Regions from separate parts of the Homo sapiens genome. Here region 2 is linked to region 1. A link is a loop called in an ENCODE intact Hi-C map of the cell type or tissue named here. Cell type or tissue: tibial artery. All regions are shown on one strand. Each heading gives the region's core, and the rest is flanking DNA. Links, peaks and the distances in the headings are about the cores only. Region 1 has its middle 41 kb from the start of TIMM21. Region 2 overlaps CNDP1 (carnosine dipeptidase 1).

What was found. A loop is a pair of places that touch in the nucleus more often than their neighbours do. Peaks named below come from ENCODE experiments on the same cell type or tissue, not always from the same donor. Only the 100,000 strongest peaks of a DNase experiment are listed, where the experiment ranks them.
Region 2: it touches region 1 in a loop (5-fold over the local background); 82 of 110 quality-filtered maps call a loop at or near these places.

The regions. Positions count from the first base shown.
Region 1 is chr18:74,182,366-74,196,820 of GRCh38, reverse strand. No RefSeq gene overlaps it. Among named protein-coding and RNA genes, the nearest start is that of TIMM21, 41 kb to the right of the region's middle. In tibial artery, for the core only: no CTCF peak of the experiment used is centred there; a DNase peak (open chromatin) is centred at 5,080; H3K27me3 peaks cover 2,990 bases.
Region 2 is chr18:74,553,974-74,561,973 of GRCh38, reverse strand. It overlaps CNDP1 (carnosine dipeptidase 1), which reads right to left. Exons shown (of 12, transcript NM_032649.6): 2 at 5,508-5,636; 3 at 2,502-2,651; 4 at 956-1,118. Among named protein-coding and RNA genes, the nearest start is that of CNDP1, 23 kb to the right of the region's middle. In tibial artery, for the core only: no CTCF peak of the experiment used is centred there; no DNase peak of the experiment used is centred there; H3K27me3 peaks cover 1,383 bases.

The DNA.
Region 1 (14,455 bases), core at 1,747-9,746:
ATATTTAAATATTTGTTGAATACATGGAGGCTGTGTCCAAATTTTTTAAAATTTAATTGGACTTACTAGGGGATATCGAAATGTAAATAAATGCTATATAAAATATATCTTAAAGAGACAAATACCTTTAAAAGGATATTCTAAAGGAAGAATGGTCTCAAAAGAATGCCTTTATAGTGTAAATAATTATCAACTTAGTTAATATCATAAACCTGGGTGGATCAATTCATTATGGTGGTGTCGGTTGCCCTCTAGTGGCCATGAAGGGGTAAGGCGTCATTTAGGCTCTGAAGACCCTGAATTTCTGTTACGATGGCTGAGAACCAGGAAGCCTTCTCACCCACCCAGCAGAGGGAATTGGTTTGGAGACAGAACAAAACGACAAAAGGCAAACAGTAGAATCAACTCAACGATACCTGGTTCTTTCATATGGAATACTTAACATTCTTCCTCTATTTACAAAGACAAACAAAGAGCCAAAGCCTCAGGTATGAGCAAATGAAGGTTAGGGCTCCCTCTTTTGATGAAACGCATTAATCTACCATTCTGAGCATGTTTGCTGCCGTGTACTGAAAAGTTAAACGCATGGCAGGAAGGAATAGAATCAGTTCTGTCTTCTTTATCTTCATTACTCCTCTCTCCTTTGGATCAATGGAAGACGCAAAGACAAGATGTAGAACTCTGTATGTTTCAGAATACTATGAACGTTTTTGGTTCCATTGCCCATTTTTGGTATGGTGGAATGATTTTGCTATTCTAAGCAGCATATAAATCTGGATTTGGGAAAGTTGTATACCTGGATTCCTCAGCAATGGTTTATTTTCTCTCAGGGCTCTGGCACTCGGGGAGGCAAGAGGAGGACTCACTTTGGGCACCCAATTTAAAGGAAGTGACAAAAACTCAGTCATCAAGATAAATTATACACACACACACACACACACACACACACACACACACACATATATATATATATATATATATATATATATATATATATATACAGAGAGAGAGAGAGAGAGAGAGAGAGAGAGAGAGAGACAGAGTCTCGCTCTGTTGCCCAGGCTGGAGTGCAGTGACGCAATCTTGGCTCACTGCAACCCCTGTCTCCCGAGCTCAAACAATTCTCCTGACTCAGCCTCCCAAGTAGCTGGGATGACAGGCGCACACCACCACCTGGTTAATTTTTGTATTCTTAGCAGAGACAGGATTTCACCATGTTGGCCAGGCTAGTCTCGAACCCCTGACTTCAAATGATCCACCTGCTTTGGCCTCCCAAAATGCTGGGATTACAGGCATGAGCCACTGCACCTGGCCTGGATAAATAATACTTTAAAGAAATATTTTTTAAAATCAAAATCCATGCAGAATATCCAGGATTAACAAAATGTCAACACTTGCAGTAAAGACACGATCAGAGATACTGGTTTTTCCTTTGCCCCAGTCTCCACTGTGGTCTGGCATGGCACTGTTTCCTCTTTGCCCAAAATGAGCTTGTTAAGAGAGCAACATTGGCCGGGCATTGTTGCTCACATCTGTGATCCCAGGACTTTGGGAAGCCGGAGTGGGAGGATTACTTGATACCAGGAGTTTAAGACCAGTCTGGGCAACAGAGTGAGACCCCGTCTCTACAAAAAAAAAAAAAAAAAAAAAAAAATAGCTGGGCGTGGTGGCACGTACTTGTAGTCCAGCTACTTGGGAGGCTGAGGTGGGAGGATGGCTTGAGCCTGGGAGGCCAAGGCATCAGTGAGTCGAGATGGCACCACTGTACTCCAACCCAGGCGACAGAGCAAGACCCTGTTGGGGGAAAAAGAGAGAGAGAGAGAGCAGTGCTTCTGTGTGGGTCAGAGCCCAGCCTCTGTAGCTGGGGGAGCTGGATTTTGAAACAGATGCTGCTGTTGCTTACTCAAGAACCTGATTCTTGGCAAAGTTCATACCTTATCTCATCATCATTGTGAATCCTTAGAAGCACATAGTCGTTCCTGGCTGGGTCAGGCAGATGAGATGAAAGGAGGAGGAGGGATTCTCAGTGTGAAAGACTCATCCCACTGCTGTTGGCTTTGAAGATGGAGGAAGGAGACCAAGAGCCCAGGAGTGTGGCAGCCTCTAGAAGTTGGGAATGGCCCCAGATGACAACCAGTGAGAAAGCAGTGACCTCAGTCCTACAATCTTGAGGAACTGAATTTGCCTGTAACCCAAATGAGCAAGGAAACAGATCCTTCCCAAGAGCCTGTAGTGAGTTTCTCAGCCCTGTGGACACCTTGATTCCTTTCCTTTCTGATCTTCTCCTCTTCTCATTCTACCATCTCCCTTAGCAGTCCCAGCCACTCCTCAGATGTTAATATTTCTATGCCACTTCCAAATCTTTTTGAAAGAAGAGATTTTCCAAGTCTTTGCCCATCTACAATGAAAAAATTCATTAAGGAATGTGAAGAACATTATTATTTCTTCTTACTATAATATTTCTTTTTTTCCTCAAAATGATTCTGACTTTAGGTGAGAGGTTTTCAACTATGATGAAGAGGCAGGGGAGGACATGTTATCTTTAAACTCCCCCCGGGATTTTCAGTGCTAAGGTGGCAGAACAGAGGACAGTGGTGCTGCCTCCTCCTCTCCAGGACTCCTCAGGCCACACTAAGGATTAGGTAGTAGCCAGTGGAGCAAGAGGGCCAGGGCCTGGAGGAAGCAGCTGCTGGTAGGTGGCATTGGGAACAGAGCCTTGGCACAGTGGGCAGCCTCGCCGTTTGCAGAGAAATCAAAGCTGAAACAACCAATCCAACTTCGTTCGAACAGCAGAAGGCTGGCAAAGACCTCTGATAGGGACAGGATATGTGTTCAGACAAAGCACCATGAGGCAGCTGGTGACGGGAATGGGATGGCTTCCATGGAGCAATCTCCAATAACAATCCAAAGTTAAAAGCAAGGGGCAAGGAGCGGGTACAGTCAAGAAGGAGAAAGGAAGCCTTCGTGCTTGCCTTTGCATGGAATGCCTCCTGAAGAAGGAGAGAAACTGCTGATGGAAGCCATCCACGTGGAGGGGGGGATGGTGGAGGGGGATGGATGAGTGGGGGTGATGGAGGGAGGGTGGGGGTGGTGGGGGGGGTGGCAGAGTGGGGGTGATGGAAGAGGGGTGGTGGAGGGGGGATGATGGAGGGGGGTGATGGAGGGGGGTTGGTGGAGGGGACAGTAGTGAGTGTGACCTTCCTTGTCTCTGTGCCTCTTGGAGTAACCTCTGCGCACTAATGCTGTTTGCTGTGCTCAGTTGGAGAATCCTTGTCCTAGATTCTCCTATATTCTTTACATGCCGGCCAAGGCAGTAGGAGATTTGATGTTGCTGAAAAACAGCTTTTAAAATACTACCCTCTGCTTTTTTCATATTTATTACATACTAATTTGGCATAGAATACTATGCCTGATGTGAATATAGAATATGCATTGAATGAACAGCTGTTGCTTTGCTTTTGCTATCCCCATGTGTTAATGGTTTTTTCTTGTAAAAAGCTAAAGAAAATAAAGCCTTCGATTTATTTTATGTGCCTGTTAAAAGTCAAAATAATAGTAGTCTGTATGCTTTGAAGTCTATGATAATAGCACCTTTTCCAGTATTTCATGCAACTTGTGAAATTGCAGCTGACAAGGAGGTAGATGGTAGTAAACTCAACACTGTGTGTCCCTGGTGTGGTGACTGCGACATTCCACGGAAACGTAGGAGCTTTAAGTCTGTTCCCTTTTTCTGACATTTTATTTACCTCCAAGAATTTGTTCAATAATACATTTTTCCCTCATTTTCTTCTCTCATAGATTTCAGTTTTTTTAATTTGCTGATTCTAAGTTTTATTTTCTGACATCTAAGAAGTATTTTGTCTTAGAAATAGTGACATAAAAATAGGCAAGAAGCATCTAAATTTTAGCAACGTCTATCATTCTGATGAAAATTATATAACTATAAACAATTGCTACATTTATGCATTATTATGTAATATATCAAACTTATTTATATGCAATTCTTACATTGTGGGTTATCATGGCAAACAAATATATTATTGCACAGTAATAATAAATGTCACAGTGAAAGAAATAGAAGGCTTAAATTGTCATCTCAGCAATACCATTCTGGTAAATACCCATAAGGAATACAATGGCAAACATTAACTTTATCAAGTGATCTAATAGCAATAGGAGTTCCTTTTTAGTTATTTATTTTTATTTTTGAGAGACAGAGTCTTGCTCTGTTGCCCAGGCTGGAGTGCAGTGGCACGATCTTGGCTCGCTGCAACCTCTGCCTCCCAGGTTCAAGCGATTCTCCTGCTTCAGCTTCCGAAGTAGCTGGGATTACAGGTGTGTGCCACCATGCCCAGCTAATTTTTGTATTTTTTAGTGGAGATGGGGTTTCACTATATGTTGGCCAGGCTGGTCTCGAGCTCCTGACCTCAGGTGATCCGCCTGCCTCAGCCTCCCAAAGTGCTGGGATTACAGGCGTGAGCTACAGTGCCCGGCCGGGGGTTCCTTTTTATGTTTTAAAATGTTTGCTGATCAGTACATCAGCTAGAATTGCAGCTCTTGTTTAGAAACCTGGGCTATTTTAGATCTTATTATATCAATAAAACATTTTGATTATCATTAAAATATTTTGCTGATCAAATCTTTTGATTTGCCAAAGTTATGTTTTGTGACTTGAAGCAGAACTTTTCTCTCTCTCTCTATATGTATATATTGTATATCAGTCCTTGTAGAATAATATGCTTTATTTCTATCATCAGAAAGTTGTCATAATACATTAATTTTTTGTTAAAACAACACCTTTTACTGCTATCTGCCAGAAAACTGTTATAAATATTTTAAAATGCCATCTTTGGGGTTAACAAAATGATAATAATAATGTTAAAAATTGTCATAACGACAAGGTGGCACCTAAGAGGCATGGTGCATCCAGGTATGGCGCCTGAGCGTACATGGGGGCGGCCACACGCCCTGCAGCCTGTGCCGCTGCACTGCGTGCCTGGCTCCAGCTCCCTTCCATCGGCCTTTGGACAGGCCGCACCTCCCACCTGAAATGTCCCCTTCCTGCCACCCACATTGCTCTGGCCCCTTGGACATGCAGCTTGGCTGTCGGCACCCTGTCTGTGTTTACTCCCCTGCCCGCCCTGGGGAATGTTTCACACTCGGTGTTAACTGCCAGGTGCTCAAATGTTGCCCCCACTGTAATGTGCCGTTTCCTCCATCATAGAGACTGACTCTTTCTCGTCTTTCTATCCCCTGGGCTTAACCCAAAGCCTGGTGCGAAGTAGGAACTCAAAGTTTGTGGAATGAAGGAAGGAAATTTTAGTCTATGGCATCGCTAGAAAGAGCTTTACTTCCTTATGGCTTTTATTATTAGTTATTTTCACCATTTTTTGAGGATGTTGGTGTTTAGCCTCTTAGCCTTCTCTGATTGTGAAATGTTTTCCATGATTTTGATGGTTAGAATTGCAACTACATGTTTTTAAAATTGAGCCATCCATCGCCAGGTGCGGTGGCTCATGCCTGTAATCCCAGCACTTTGGGAGGCCAAGGCAGGTAGATCACCAGGTCAGGAGTTCGAGACCAGTCTGGCCAACATAGTGAAACTTCATCTCTACTAAAAATACAAAAAAGTAGCTGGGTGTGGTGGTGTGTGCCTGTAATCCCAGCTACTCAGGAGGCTGAGGCAGGAGAATCGCATGAACCTGGGAGGTGGAGGTTGCAGTTAGCCGAGATCGTGCCACTGTACTCCAGCCTGGGCAGCAGTGCGAGACGCAATCTCAAAAAAAAAAAAAAGAAAAAGAGCCATCCATCGAGGGTAAGGAAGAGCATGGATGGGGAGGATCAGCAAACCTGGACTACTTGCTGAGTGACCTGTAACAGCCGCTCCACCAGTTCTCTGAATCTCAGCTTCCTCCTCGGACAGAGGGAGGCATTAATAGCACATCTCATAGGGCCCTGTGGTTGCAGATTGAGAGTCTAAATTATTGGAAAAGCTCTGGTTGGTATTTATGTTGCTCCTTCTTCTGTTATCATGATGAGTTAAACAGCATAGAATGATGACTTCGTAATTATTTCCACATCAATAATTCTATGATCTTGGAAATAGAAGCATTATATCCACCCCCACCATGACCCCAGTTTTGGTTGACTTACAATTCACTCTTTGGAGTAGAACATGTGTGTTTGTCTTAGATATTAGAGATGTGTGTGTGTGCATGTGTGCGTGTGTGTGCGTGTGTGTGTGACAGAGACACAGACAGAGACACAGAGACAAAGCATTTTTGCAGGTATACCTGCTAAAATGGTTGCTGGAGCAATCAGAAGAGTCCTGAGAGGAGAGATCATCCAGGGAAGGCACTTTTTGAAACATAGATTTGAAAGTTGGAATGAGTTTTATGTTTAAAATACAAAGAGGGTGATCAGTCTGGCTGGAGGCCTGGTATTCTGGGGTGGAGAAGGCAGCAGTCTACTGCACGGTGAGAGATGGCGCATGAATGTGCTGGCTGGATCGTAGCTGTCTCCGAGACAGAGTGTTATGGGAAATACACAATTATGTAGGGGAGAAGGCATTAGAGAATGTTAGAAGTATGAGTTTAAGTGTTGCAAATTGACTTTGAGAGGAAATTTGATACCACAGCATATTTCTGAGCAGGGTAATAACATACTCAAAAGGAAAATAAGCAAGTTGTTTATATTTTGGGAACCACTGGAAAATGCTTAAAGTTTATAGATTCAATTCTAACCATACTAAAATTTTTCAACTCCTTAAGCTCAACAAATAATGACTGTTAGAACCTGAGAGTAACCCTTAAAGGTAACTCTTGCTTTGTAGGAAATACTGTTTTGTTGCATACTCAGAAGTAGGTTGAATCGTAGAAAATAACATATTGCAGAGAATTCAGTAGAACATGAAACAAAATGCTTGACTTGCCAGAGGCTGCATCACAAACCAGAATTGCAACTTAATTTTTACCTAACAAGAACCAATTAGGGACTCCTCACAGAAGATAAGGAGGCAAACTGTGAATTTGCAAAGGAGGCTCTTGGACAAGTAGCTGGGCTGGTAATTAGGATGCTTCACTGTTCCTCTGAGTCATTACCCAGGGGAGTCTGTCCAAGAATTTTAAATCTTTGCCGGAGGTGCAGCAGAGGGGCAGGCGGATTGTGATTTCTTCAGTAGCTTCTGTCTGATTTCATGGTTTTAAATCGGGGAATGATGGTCTAATTTACACTTTAAAAGCATCCCTTCCAATGCCGTGTGGAGAACAGATAGAGAGGCAAGACCAGGCAGGCAGGACCAGAGGTGCCCTCTTGCTGCAGGCAAAGGGTGTTGGTGGTTTGGCCCAGAGAGGTCACAGTGGAGATGTCAGAGGCATGTGAACCAGAGCAACTCCATCTTGAATAGGAGCTGGGTAAAATGAGGCTGAAACCTATTGGGCTGCATTCCCAGATGGTTAGGGCATTCTAAGTCACAGGATGAGACAGGATCCTGGTCAGCACAAAATACAAGTCATAAAGACCTTGCTGATAAAACAACTTGCAGTAAAGAAGCTGGCTAAAATCCACCAAAACCAAAATGGCAACAAGAGTGACCTCCGGTTGACCTCACTGCTACACTCTCACCAGCACCGTGACAGTTTACAAATGCCATGGCAACATCAGGAAGTTACCCTATATGGTCTAAAAGGGGGAGGCATGAATAATCCACCCCTTGTTTAGCATATCATCAGGAAATAACCATAAAAATGGGCAACCAGCAGCCCTCGGGGCTGCTCTATGGAGTAGCCATTCTTTCACTCCTTTACTTTCTTAATAAACTTGCTTTCACTTTTCACTACGGACTCGCCCTGAATTATTTCTTGAGCGAGATCCAAGAACCCTCTCTTGGGGTCTGGATTGGGACCCCTTTCCTGTAACAGAGATAATGAGAAGGGAAGATATTTGGAAGGTATAGCTGGTAAAACTTGTGGAAATGTTAGATCTGAAGTGGAAACAGGGAGGATGGTGGTACCACTTATCAAGGTGGGGAAGGCTGGAGGAGGGAATTTTCTGAGTGAGAGAAATTCAATGTTTTGCTTTACATGTACAAAAATTGAAGATGCCCATTAGATATCCAAGCAGAGATGTCATATAATCTGCTGCTAAAGACAGTCTCAGTGCTGAAGGTAAATCATATATTGATGTTATTAAAAGACATGGGACCAAAACAGATCAACTAAGGAGACAGTGTAGACAAAGAAGAGAAAGGGCTTTGGGCCAAGGCATGAGGTTTTCCAGCCTTTAAAGTTCAGAGAGAAGAGAATATAGCGGCCAGAGTGATGAAGGACAGCAGAGAGGTAGAAGAGGGCCGTGAGAGTAGCACCCTGGAGGCCAAGAGCAGATGGCATCTCAAGAAGTTGTCACCAGCCTCTGTCACCACTAGTAGATCAAGTATAACATTGGCAGATACGTGATAACTGGATTTCACTACACAGAGGGTGCTGGTGACCTTAAAAAGAGCAGTATGGGGACAGGAATGGTAAGGAAAGAAAACTGAATGGGGCCGGGCACAGTGGCTCATGCGTGTAATTCCAGCAATTTGGGAGGCCAAGGCAGGAGGATAGCTTAAGGCCAGTAGTTGAAAATCAGCCTAGGCAACAGAGTGAGACCCCATCTCTACAAAAAGTTTTTTAAAAAAAATTAGCCAAGTTTGGTGGTGCATCAGTAGTCCCAGCTACTTGGGAGATGGAGACAGGAGGATTGTTTGAGCCAGGAGGTCGAGGCTGCAGCAAGCTGTGATTGAGCCACCATACTCCAGCCTGAGTGACAGAGTGAGACCCTGTCAAAAACAAACAAACAAAAACAAACACCTAAATAGAGTGGGTCAAGAAGAGCAGGGACTCAGGAATAATTTTATTTAAGCTAGATGATGGGCACATGGGTGTTTATGATTTTATTTTTGTATGCCTTAAGATTTCATAATGAAATAGTTTGAAGACAAAGAATGTATCACTTATTCTAAAACTTTTTAAAAAATGTGTGGAATTCTTAGGGTTAAGATTAATTTAAAATGTATAATGTGAATTTTACATCAATAAGACAGTAAGATGAGGAACAGTGGGAAAGAGACAAAGTGGCAAGGAGGAGAGAGGAAGGGAGGCCGGGAGGTGAGGATGTGGGAAGAACACTGTTGTCAACTCTGGCAGAAGTAAAGTAAGTCTGGGGCCTGGGTGGGGAGGGCCACCAATGATTTATTTATCTATTGACTTATTTACTTAAGAAATGATGTCTCACTCTGTCACCCTGGTTGGAGTGCAATGGTGAGATCATGGCTCACTGTAGCCTCTAACTCCTGGGCTCAAGGGATCCTCCCGCCTTGGCCTCCCAAAGTGTTGGGGTTACAGATATGAGCCACCTCACCTGGCCTGATTTCTTGTAAAAACATAAATGTGCAGAGGTGGCACAGCTGGGATAAATGACAAGCATGTTGTTAAAAGTTTTGACACCCTTAATATATAATGAGATTCTCCACCTTGGAGCTTGTGCCAATTGCAGCTCCCACCTGTAGAGAATCAGTGCATCTGTTTCATGACTCACCGTTAACAGCCTTGAGTAAATTCTCTAAAACAATCAAAATAAGCCAAAAGAGGCAGGAAAGGGGAAACACAGGAATTAAAAACAGAGGAGGCAAATAGGAAGGCTGGAGTGATGTATTAACTGAAAGGTTCTTGTATCGGTTTGAACCCTGAGAGCGCGCCAACAGACAACACGAGGGAGTGTGGAGCAACATGCTGTTTTAATGAGCACCTGAGTGCAGGTGGGCTAAGGCCCAAAATGGTGTCAGCCCCAACTGAGGATGGGACAGGGGGGTTTATAGTCCTCTGTAAACAGCAAGTGTCCCAGTCTGACATGACTGCTACATAGTATCTGGACAGCCTCTTTCTCGATCTTCAGGGGAGGTGTCTCCTGGCCAGGGGAGGTGTCTTCCTGCTGGCTCTCTTCCTGCTTCTATCTTGCTGACACACGCTGCTGACGCAAGTGGGCCTTGCACCTTGGGACTGGGCCTGAGAAGGGAGGAATCACTCATCCCTTCAAGCTTTCAGGGAGAATCTTTCATTAATGTAAGATAAAGTCCATTTCAAAACAAAATTGATCATGAGAGACAAATAAGGACACTTCATGAGGAAAGGATCAGTTCAGCAGGAAGACATAGCAATCATAAATGTATAAGTGCTCCATAACAGAGCTTCAAAATCCATGAGGCAAAAATGACAGAATTAAAGAAAGAGGTAGACACTACCACCGTCATGATTTGAGGTTTTAGCATTAGGAGATATACCTAATGTAAATGACGAGTTAATGAGTGCAGCACACCAACATGGCACACGTATACATATGTAACAAACCTGCACGTTGTGCCCATGTACCCTAGAACTTAAAGTATAATAAAAAAAAATATATATATATATAAAATTCCTCTCTCAAACATTGATGGAGTAACTGGACAAAAGTCCAGCAGAGATGCAGCAGATCTCAACAGCATGGTCAGCACCTTGGCTTTGGTAACATTTGTATCCATTGTGAAAGTGACGAGGATGGGTTCTGGCCCCCATGGTACAGCCACAGCCTGGGCTGTGTTCTAAAATCACTGCTCCAGGACCTTGCATGGGCTGCTTTCCTACTGGGTGCCTTGATTTTTCCATCTGTAAAGTAAAGTGATAATGGTGCTGACATCACCTGTTTTAAAAAATATTGTGAGATGATGCATAAAAAGCAAGTCAGCATAACAGCTGACCCGTATTAAATGTTCAACATATGTTGGTTATTGCTGTAGAATCAGTTACAATCACCATTCTAGTAGAATGGTAGAATCAGTGGAATCACCATTTGGCTGCCTGGAAGAATCTTAGGGGATTTTAGAAGTATTTAATCAGAACCCAGACATCAATCTGCTGTGGAAACACAGTCTTGCCCAAGCCTCACTCAAAGTTTCCAAACTTTTTCATATTTCCTGCCATTTCAGTTTCCCTCTCAGTCCCAGGATGAGCTCATGATCCTTCCAGTATTTCAAAGCAGCCCTAGTGATATAGGAGTTAAAAAGAAATGATTTAGGCAGGTAGTGAGTGTAGACGTGTCCTTGGTAAGGTTTTCTTTTTAATGAAAAGCAGCCCCCAAATCATTTCTTTTCTACCAAAGAGCAGCCTCTAAAATCGAGCTGCAGACATAGATAAGCAAGCTGGAATCCTGCCCAGGTGAATGCCGGCAGCTATGCCAATAGGAAAAGTCTACCTGGGGGGCAGGTATATTCAACACGAAGGCTCTATCTTCCCTTTTCTTTGTCAACCACGTGTACAATAAGGAACAGACAACATGGTGCCAGCCAGATAGAGAACACATCTGCATAATAAAAATTAAGGTGGGGTGGCCAGCTTCTTTGCACACTACATAAATAGCACACCTGGTCCAACCAATTTTTGGGCCCTTTGTAAATCAGACACCGCCTCTTCAAGACAGTCTATCAGCCTATAAAACCCCCGTGCACTTTGCTGCAGACCAGAAGTCCCACTTAGGAGCCCCTCTCTCTCTGCAAGAGACAGAGCTCTTCTCTTTTCTTTCTTTCACCTATTAAACCTCTGCTCTTTAAACTCACTTTTTGTGTGTCCACATCCTTGATTCCCTTGGTGTGAGACAATGAACTTCTGGTATTTACCCCAGACAATGACGCTGCTTCACTAGGTGCCCGAGGCCAAACCTCACACATTCCAGATTACCTACATTTACTGTCCCACACAGGAAGGCATGCATTTTTCACCTTTCCCACCCCACCCAGGTTCTCATGGGCCTGAAAGGGACCGTAAGCTACAGCCCCACTTTGAGGCCCTTGGAGAGTTTTCCAATGCATTTGGCAAAGGTGAGATGGCAGCTGCTCACTGTACCACCTGGGATACCAGTCAAACCTGCATTTTCCACCTTTTGTGTTATTGGAACTTTAAAAATTAATACCTCTGTATGATTAATGCCTCTGTATGATTGTGAATATTGTTCTAGAATATATAAATTATAATTAAATGTAGTTAAGGGTCTTGCTTTTGGAAAGAAACTGAGATGAATCTTTGGTGAATAGAGGAATCCACCTGTGTTGCAAATCTTTTCTCCCTAACTGGCACATTTGTATTTTCTACCTAATTGGCACATTTGTATTTCTTTAGAGAAGAACAGTGAATAAAAGAGGTAAACAAAGGAAAGTAAATTGCCCTTTTCAAGTCTGCCAGCTGTAACACCCAGAAGAGCGTTTTCTTCTTATTCTTCTAAGAATCAAGGCTCATAGGTATGTGCTAAAGAGTAATGAGGCAAGTTAAGAAGGTCTTCCGAAATACTGCTGGGGAAATTTAGCCCATTGTTACCAAAGACTTACAAAAACTTAAAGCCGTTTCCCTTCATTAAAAAACATGAGCAGTGAAACCTACTACATTGGCTTTCTGGAAACCAAAGAAAAGGACCTTGCTAAATTACTGTTAAGACAAACAATACCTTGTAGACTGACCTTATTAAGTCAGATGGCAGCTTTAGGGGTGAGCCTGGAACCTTTCTTTAAGTGGTGGTGGGCACAGTAATAATGTAGGGAAATGGAAAGGTCCTAGCCCCCCAAAACCTCCCTACCCACTGGCTTGTGCCTTCTAGATCACATTCTAAGCTCGTGTACTTTGTTTGAAGATCTGAATTTCCCAAATACATACACTATGGGCTTCTTAAATGGAACTCTCAATAAACTGTGACAGAAAGATGGTTAATGAGTAAGGTGGAACTTATTAAAGAGAAAGAGGCATAATTACAGTTTGAAGACAGGTTTAAAAATTAAAGCAGATAGGTTGTAGTGGAAATAAAATAGAAATTTCAAACATTTTAATTAAATTGTTTAAATTAAATTACTTCATTTCCATTTTAATTAACTTTAATTAACATAATGTGACATTATGAGCTTTAAAAAAAATGTTTTTCCCGATTTCCTTGGGAAATGTGGCCTAAGGAGAATGGATGGCACTGCCTCTCCGGGTCCTGTGTGCTCCCACTGCCTGAGTCATGATTCTCTCCAGCACCATTCTCCACCCCTCCAGACAGTGCTCTTGGAGGGAATGCATCCCATATATCGGGCCTCTCAATGATATCACGACAAAGGAACTGGCATAAAGAAACTTCTGATGGTCTCATTGCAGTAACGAGCTTAAAAAGAAAATGACAACCTTAGTTCAGGTAAGGTCAGTATTTGCAGACCTGTGGATTTGTAAGGATGCTCTGGAAAGAAAAGCTAATCTCAAATGTGCCAAAAAGGAATGTGAATGTATTAGGGCATGCCTAATTTTTATTGGTGTTAATAAGTAGAGGAATGTTAGTACACACATGTGTGGGGTTTATTCTTTTAAGTTCATGTCTATTATGAAGCACAGATATGCTCTTGTTTCCTCTGTGTAACATGAGACCAGGGAGTAGAAGGGATTGAATTGCCCAGTGAAAGGAGGATCTGTGTGTAGAACAGGAAGTGCTGCTGGGCAGGTGGAGTGGAGAAGAGGGGACAGGTGGGGAAGAGGTGGGGAGAGAAGGGAAGAGGTGGGGGCAGGTCCGGGACAGGAGAGGAGAAGTAGGGGGAGGTGGGAGGAGGAGTGGAGAGGAGCGGGAAGAGGGAGAGGAGGGGAGAGGTCGGGGAGAGGAAGGGAGAGGTGGAGAGAGAAGGGAAGAGGTGAGGGACAGGTTGGGGAGAGGAGGGGAGAGGTAGGGAAGAAGAGGAGAGAGGTGGGGGAGAGGAGGGGACAGGTCGGGGAGAGTAGGGGAGAGGTGGGGGAGAGGAGGGGAGAGGATGGGGAGAGGGAGAGGAGTGGTGGAGGACATGTGGGGAAGATGCAGGGAGAGGCAGGGGAGAGGAGGGGGAGAGTTGGAGGGAGCTGGTGCAGGGGGAGGCACAGCCTCACGAGCCTGGGCACTCAGGAGGACGCAGCACAGAGGCGCCAGTTGAGCCGCCTGGTTGATGGACCAGCTGATTGTCTTAAGCAGAAAGTCACCTGTGCAGACCGCCTCCTGGGAGAAAACCTTTCTAAGTTATCATATGAATTGTAATGAGAGGTGAGTCAGGCACAGGTTGAGGCGTGAGTGCAGCTGAACTAAGCTTAGGAGCAAATCTTTCCTGGGAGAAAGCCCCCTCAGTAGAGCAGCTCCAACCCTCGCGTAGAGCAGCCGCTGACCCAGGCCCCAGGGCTGGAGGGTCCCGCGGAGCCCCTGCGAGGCTGCCCTCTGGAGAGCCCAGCCCGGCCCCGGGGAGGACGGCTCGGAAGCAGGTGCCAGGGTGTCTTCCCGTGGCCCCGAGCTGAGGCTCAGCAGCCCAGGAGGCCGCCCCTGCTTTCCCACCCTGGGTTGCCTTCCTCTCCTTTCCTGTCTCGCTTCCCAGCCCTTCCTGGCGTTTGCTGGGATCACCTCCCGAATAGCC
Region 2 (8,000 bases), core at 1-8,000, 370 kb before region 1:
TCATGGGTACTGATGTTAACAGTGCTTTCTATAATAATATTGCAGGCTCAAATCTTGCATGAAATTGCAAAGTATGATTTCTTATGTACAAATAAGACTGTACATAAGAGATCCTTGGATCTCTTCCCTGACAAATAGTACAGTCATCAGCTAGTCAGATAAGATAAGCTAATTTGCAATACAGATCCCATTGTCCTTAATAATAATTAGCTATTTTATCCAAGTTCACCGGAGAGACCCACCGGGGATTTGTTGCAGAGTGCCACGTGGCATAGCCTCTCATTTGGGGATTTTACAGTTAGTAGAAGAATGAAAAAAAGATGTGTGTATATCTCTATTAACCTTTCTTCTTTTTCTTTATAAAAGGCGAATTACATTTGATACTGTTCAAAACGAAAGTGTGTGGCCTAGACAACTGTTTTCCTCACAACTCAAGAACCTCCATCCAGGGACACAAAAGTTTACCGTTTTTTTCACAAATGAAAGAAAACCAGCCTCAGTGAACCGATCGGTAGACTTTGAGAGCCGCCTCTCTGTGCATTCTTTTTTTTTTTTTTTTGATGAAGTCTCACTCCGTCACCCAAGCAGAATGGAGTGCAGTGGTGTGATCTCAGCTCACTGCAACCTCCGCCTCCCAGGTTCAAGCAATTCTGCCTTGGTCTCCCAAGTAGCTGGGATTACAGGCGCCCACGACCATGCCCAGCTATTTTTTTGTATTTTTAGTAGAGAGAGGGTTTTGCCATGTTGGCCAGGCTGGTCTTGAACTCCTGATCTCAAATGATCCACCCACCTTGGCTTCCCAAAGTGCTGGGATTACAAGCGTGAGCCACCGCACCCGGCCTATGCATTCTTAATGACAGGGAGAGACCCAAAACCCAGGGACAGAGCCTCATCTTCACCCCTTCAATCTTGCAAGCACAGCAGCACCGCACTGTAGCCCGGGCGCCTCACTGACCGTCTACCTCCGTCAGCACATAGGGGTCCGTGAGCCACCCATCGCCCCGGTCAGCAGGCTGCACGTCCAAGTGGCCGTAGAAGCACACGGTGCCTTTCGTGGGATCGCTCCCCAGTTCGGCCAGGATGACGGGAGGTATTGGAAGACTCTGACCATCGGGCAGCTGCAGAATGATCAGGAATCACATTTTCAAAAATGCTGTGTTGTTCTTCCAGAAAATTCAAAGACATGACATTGGGAGTCTTGTTTGACATTGGGAGAAACTGAGCATCAGTTTCTCCATCTCTAAAATGAGTCCCATGAAACACTTTTTTTTTCTTTTTTCTTTTCTTTTGGAGACAGGTCTCACTCCTGTCGCCCAGGCTGGAGCGCAGTGGCACACTCCCAGGCTCAAGTGATTCTCCCATCTCAGCCTCCTCATAAGTAGCTGAGACTACAGACGTGCACCACCATGTCCGGCTACCTTTTTGTATTTTTGGTAGAGATAGGTTTGCCATGTTGCCCAGGCTGACCAGCTGGGCAGGCTCAACTAATCCGCCCGCCTTAGCCTCCTAAAGTGCTAGGATTTCAAGTGTGAGATGCCACACCCAGCCAAGACACTTTTAATTAAGATATAAAACCTAATCAAAAGTAAAGTGCTTCTTTAGATCCACACTGACAATTAGCATCATTAGCTGAATGTCCTCTTCAGCAAGAATGCAGACGGGCCGGGCACGGTGGCTCATGCCTGTAATCCCAGCACTTTGGGAAGCCAAGGCGGGTGGATCACGAGGTCAGGAGTTGAAGACCAGCCTGGCCAATATGGTGAAACCCTGTGTCTAATAAAAATACAAAGATTAGCTGGGTGTGGTGGTGCACGCCTGAAATCCCAGCTACTCGGGAGGCTGAGGCAGGAGAATTGCTTGAACTGGGACCTGGGAGGCGGAGGTTGCAGTGAGCTGAGATTGCACCACTGCACTCCAGCCTGGGCTACAGAGCAAGACTCTGTCTCAAAAAAAAAAAAAAAAAGAATGCAGATGACAACTGGCTTAAATTAGGTGGACAAATCCTAGAAAACATGGATGATCCTGAGGTTCCTCAGTGCTAAAGTAAGCGCAGCGGGTGCTTAGATTTAAGACATTCATGATGGAGTAGAGTTCTAAGAGATGGTTCTGATGAAAAAAATGCAGCTCCAGATACAACCCCTTTGAGAAAGATGCATATGAATTTAAAGAAAAGGACAATTTCCTTTTCCTTAAAGGAGAAATTTGAACTTTGTGTCCAGGAAATGAAAAGTACAAGGGGGTCCTTTCCATGATAAGGTGACCTTCACTTGTCATCTGCACTGGCTTCTAAGAGCCAACCCCTCCCCAGAGTCCTGACAAGACTGGAAAGCAATAACACGGCTTCATTTGAGACCAGGGGAATGTTTCATCTTCATTGGGAATTGGGGTTATGGGGGGTTGTGGTTGAGGATCAGGGTGAGCCTCTCCCTTGCCACCCCCGGGAAGGCATGACTGACGTCTAGAAGTAGCACCTCCCTCAGTGGGAGGGAATCGTACAGCACCTGCTGAGGACCCATGTCCACCGAGGCCACACGGGCCCCCAGGCGCTGCAGCGTGTCCGCAGCCACGGCCATCATTCTGAAGAGCTCTTGTCTGAAGCGAGGCACAGGCTGGACAGAGTCGCTCTCGATGGCCACCCACTCCTTCAGCGTCTAGGAGGAAGAGCAAGCAGGCCATTAGCATTGGGGTCCCACATCTGCTCTGCGGGGGGAGCGAAGGGAGGGCAGGAGACAGCGAGTCCCCAGGTACTTTTCTGTTGATCAAGGACCTGAGGACCTATGACAGTGCCAGTGAACACTGTGACATTTAAGAGTAACAGACAGAAGAGCTGGGGATTTAATCAGGAACCCAGAAGCCAGAGGCGCCTGGTTAGTATAGAAGGTCAGGCAGGACGGGCTGGGAGAAAGGTGATGGTCTGGGTCCTCACTGCGTTCACCAGGGCTGTACAGGAGGGCAAGTCCCCACCCACTGTTTCTAATTATTAAGAACTGAGGAGCTGGTGGGTTCTCAGCTTTCTCCAGGACTCCTGGCTTCCCACACCTGGTCCTGGAAGCCTCCAAGCCGTGACTGAACCCCACAGGGGCCTCTGCTGGGCTGCAGGTCCCTCCTAACATGCTCTGCATTTAGATTCCCTGGCCTGCCCCTCCCTGTGCCTCTAGGATCCCACAGGCACTGTGACCTCGGGCTTAAACTCAGCCTGTCATAGCTATGTGACTTTGGATGTATTCCTTAACCTCCCTTAGCCTGAGTTTTCTCATCTGCATGAGAAAGTAATGCTCCCAGCCGGGTGCGGTGGCTCACACCTGTAATCCCAGCACTTTGGGAGGCACAGGTGGGCAGATCACGAGGTCAGCAGATCCAGACCATCCTGGCTAACGTGGTGAAACCCCATCTCTACTAAAAACACAAAAAATTAGCCAGGTGTGGTGGTGGGCGCCTGTAGTCCCAGCTACTTGGGAGGCTGAGGCAGGAGAATGGCGTGAACCTGGGAGGCGGAGCTTGCAGTGTGCCAAGATCGTGCCACTGCACTCCAGTCTGGGTGACAGAGCAAGACTCCATCTCAAAAAAAAAAAAAAAAAAAAGAAAAAGAAAGTAATGCTCCCTAACTATAGGGTGATGGTGAGGACCACTGAGGTAACGTGTGCACAGTGCCCAGCACCTGGCAGCCACTCCAGCAGCGCTGGCTGGTATGAATGACTGATAAGAACCACTCACATGCCTGTGTTGGAACCTGAGTGGCTCATACTGAGACAATCAGCATTTTTATGAAAAACTACACAGATTTACTGATCTTGGACTTCTCTTCCTGACTTATTTGAGTTTGATCTCTCTATTCTGGTTGTAGAGCTTTTATTTTTATTATGAAGGCATTTATCTAACCCTTAGGAATATTGTGTTTGACATTTTTAAACTGGAATTTACAGAGCAGAGACTGCTGGCTTCTCCATAAGTTCAGTGGATTTGGGTATGTTTGAGGGACTTAGGAAGAGATGTTTTGGCTGAAAGGCCTAAACCAGGATTAAATCCCCACCACACACTGATTCTGGAAACCCCACTCAGGTTTCAAAAATCCAAGAGGCATTGATGCCTAGTTAATATTTCAGTAAGAAGAAGGATTGCATGAAGGTCAGATTTAGGAACAGTAGGCTGGGCATTCAGCCTCGTGCCTTTAGCCTAATTGCATAATATTCCCAAAATTGGTTGATTGATCCAATAAATGTATACTGAATGCCTGTCCTGTGCCAGACATGATGTGGGGGGCTTGGGGTACAAAGTCCAGGGAGACCTCAAGGAGCTCCCCGTCTGGTGAACACAGACAACAACACATCAGTGTGCACATGTGTGGGGGTGTGTGGGGATACATATATGGGGGTGTGTAGGGATGGGACCGGATGGCCACAGAGGGGACAAGAGAGCCTAGGAGAGTGGGGGTGGGGAGGAGCTGGTGAGTCTGTGGGCTCCGGCAAGCTCCTGCTCTCCCATGCCTCCTCCTGTCTCCTCCTGCTCCCCAGGCCTCCCTCTTTTTGCCATTCCTCCTCATCCTCCCTCTACTTTACCCCCACTCCCAACCTGTATATGTATAGACCCTGTATAGTGAATTAGGGGTAAAGCAGAGGATTATAAACTTGGGAGGCTGAGGCAGAAGGATCACTTGAACCCAGGAGGTCGAGGCCGCAGTGAGCTGTGTTTGTGCCACTGCACTCCAGCCTGGGTGACAGAGCAAGACCCTGTCTCAAAAAATAACAGAAAAAAAGAGGGCCAGGCATGGTGGCTCACACCTGCAATCCCAGCACTTTGGGAGGCCGAGGCAGGAAGATCACTTGAGGTCAGGAGTTCAAAATCAGCCTGCCCATCATGGGGAAATCCCGTCTCTACTGAAAAAATACAAAAATTAGCCAGGTGTGTTGGCAGGTGCCTGTAATCCCAGCTACTTGGGAGGCTGAGGCTGAGGCAGGAGAATCACCTGAACCTGGGAAGTTGAGGTTAGCCGAGGTCTCACCACTGCACTCAAGCCTGGGTGACAGAGCGAGACTCTGTCTCAAAACAAATAAATAAATTGAATGAATGAATGAATGAAGGAGATAAAGTGCCTGTTGCACACATGCTACAAAACAAACAACGCTGCTGTTGAACTTTGCAGAGCTCCCTGGCTCCCCAGCTCTGCCCAGGCCTTACAATAACGTCAGGTGGCATTAGGAATGGGCGACCTGATGGACCAGGGCAGACTTGAGCTCAGCGGAGGTGCTGGTCATCTCTGTGTGGACATCCCTGGACCAAGTGTGCTGGATATGAAGACCCAGTGCCCTTTACAGGAGGAATGGCTAGGAGGGATCTCGTCCATCTGTCTAATGAATACTGAAGATTTTTAACCCAATGAGCAGTCATAGGCATTTTAAATGGAATTAGGCAAAAAAATCCACATCTCCAAGCAAATAATTGTCTCACCCAAATACCAAAGGATATAATCCAAGCATTCTGTGTGTAGTTGTGTAGTTTCTTTCTCCTACCTGCACAAATTCATCCTGATGGAGGTCAATGTACTGGAAGACTTTCTCTAACAGCGCCGGGGGCGGGGAGGGTGAGGAGAACATGCCGCGCTCCAGCAGCAGCAGCAGCACAGCCAGCAGGGACGCAGCCTGGAAGGGTTTGACATGGGAGGAACGAATGAAAATCAATGCCAGTTGCTGGACTTCGGACCTTCCAAATTCCTCAAGAAGGTCTGTTACCTCACACAGCTGCCTCCAGTCAGTCGGAATAAAATAACACAAGGCGGTAGAACCAAACATGTATTTTTTGCTACGTCCTTCCCCAAACACTTTATTTCCAATGCTAAAGAATTTTAATAAGACAAAAACCAAGTTAACAAGCTCATCTTTAAATAACATCATTCCGTTTATTCCTAGGATAAGGTGTTTCCTCCTGGCCCCTTGGGGAGGCCCAGTTCTGCTGCCCAGGAGTGAAGGGTGATCTTTACAAGAGAGAAAAGAGTAAGGTAGAACCAAAAACAAACACGCAAAAATCTTCCATGTGTGATGAACTGCTCTATTAGACAAAAGAATTTCTGAGCAATGCCTAAAATCCAGTGTTGTGGGGTTTCTTTCCACTGGCTCCTGAAATCACAGTACTTTAACAGGAAAGGAAGAAAAACGTCTGAGGTGGTGGTTCATGCCTGTAATCCCAGTACTTTGGGAGGTCGAGGTGGGCGGATCACTTGAGGTCAGGAGTTGAAGACCAGCCTGGCCAACATGGTGCAACCCCATCTCTGAGAGACCCAACCACAACCCTGTCTCCTCCCTCCTCTCCCCTCCCTGACCCCTTCTCAGTCTCCCCAGCCCGTCCACCTCTGGGATGACTCCACCTGGGTGTCCTTGGGAGCCTAAGAGCCAGCATTCCTCCTTGACCCCTGACAGGAAGGTCCTGTGGCAAAGTGGGCAAGGTCACCCCTTCACAGAGGCCCCCCAGAGCCCTGTCTGGAGTGGGAGCTGCCAGCATCAGACCCAGGGGCCACCTGCACATCTGGAGGGGCCATCAGCAACATCTCCCCCAGTGCAGCCCGAGCCATCAGAGGCGGGCTGGAGAAGAGGAGGGAGGGAGCGAGGGCTGGGAAGGGCCAAGGGGGCTGCAGCCCTTGGTCAGACCGCCTACGTCAGGTTCTTGGCTAGGAAAGCCACCAGCTATCCCCAGGAGACCAGCTGGGCTCCACTTTAGAAGCCAAACCCACCCTCCTGCAGCAGGAGGAAGGAGGGGAGAGTTTAACCCAGCCTGTCTCTGTTATTTTTGTCTCTGGAATCCCATCTTTTATTGTTTTAAATGTTTGAGATGTTTTACGTTATCAAATTCTGACTTGTTTAATCTATGATTCTTCAAATGCCCACCTTTCCGTAGGTGGAGGTGAGCAGGGGTTGCGGGGAGAACAAGGGGAACTAGGCTGGTGAAGTCTCAGTGCCATCCCCGAGACCTTGAGAGAGAGATGTGCTCAAGAGCATCCTTGAGAGGACGCTCATCATGGGTGTGGCCCCGCCGATGTTGCTTATTTTACAATGGAGCATCTGCAAGGCTGTTTGAAAAGCAGTTGGTTGAATATTTCACTTTTCATTCTGTCATTTTCATGGCTTCCTCTAATCCACCCTCCACAAAGCAGCCTGGGTGATCTTTTTAAAGGTGGGGCAGATCGCAAGACTCCCTGTTTTAACTCTTCCAAGAGGTCCCATTGCCCTTGGGGTAAAGCAAATATCCCCATGGCTCCCAGGTCTTACATGGTGGAGCCCACCTGCTTCTCCCACCAGACCTCCTCCCTTGTTGGGGTACCATGCAGGGCCCCTCCATCACTTCCCATGTGTTCCCAAATGCATTGCTGAATCTTCCTCCATGCTCCTGCCCATCCCTTGGCCTCAAGCCCCCATAGAGTGAAGGTGAGCTGGGGAGCATCCAAACTGACGAGCCCCCCAACACATTGCACAGTGCATCTGAAATGAATTTGTGCACAGGGAGCTGTGTTCTGTCTCTTCTAGGAATTCACTTCCAACAAAACATCTGGTCCTACTGAAAATGTCCCAGACGGCAATAAAGAGTGCATCTCCCTAACCAGAGTGTCACTCAGCACCTGGGGTCAATCCATCCCATGCCCAAAAGGAAAGCCACTCCCAGGCTGTTCTACCTTCTGTCAGATCAGCACTGAAATGCTACAGGGATGTTCAGGCTTCAAGAACTTTTCAGCTAGGATTCAGCTGGCATAAAATCTGAGTGACCACAGAGAACCTGTGTTCACAAAACAAAGTGGCAGAGTGAGAGTCAATGCTGGAAGAGGGCATGTGGATAAAGCAGTGCAGTCGGGGTGGCATCACGGGGAGACCACAGGCCTAATAGTCAGGAGGGCCAACACCAAGTTCAGCCCTGCCAGATCCCAGCTGTACTCCTTCGGGTACCTCTCTGAGCCTGAATTTCCTCAGCTGTCATCAGGGACTGGGAGCCTCACAGTGGCCGAGGACCCAACCAAAGAG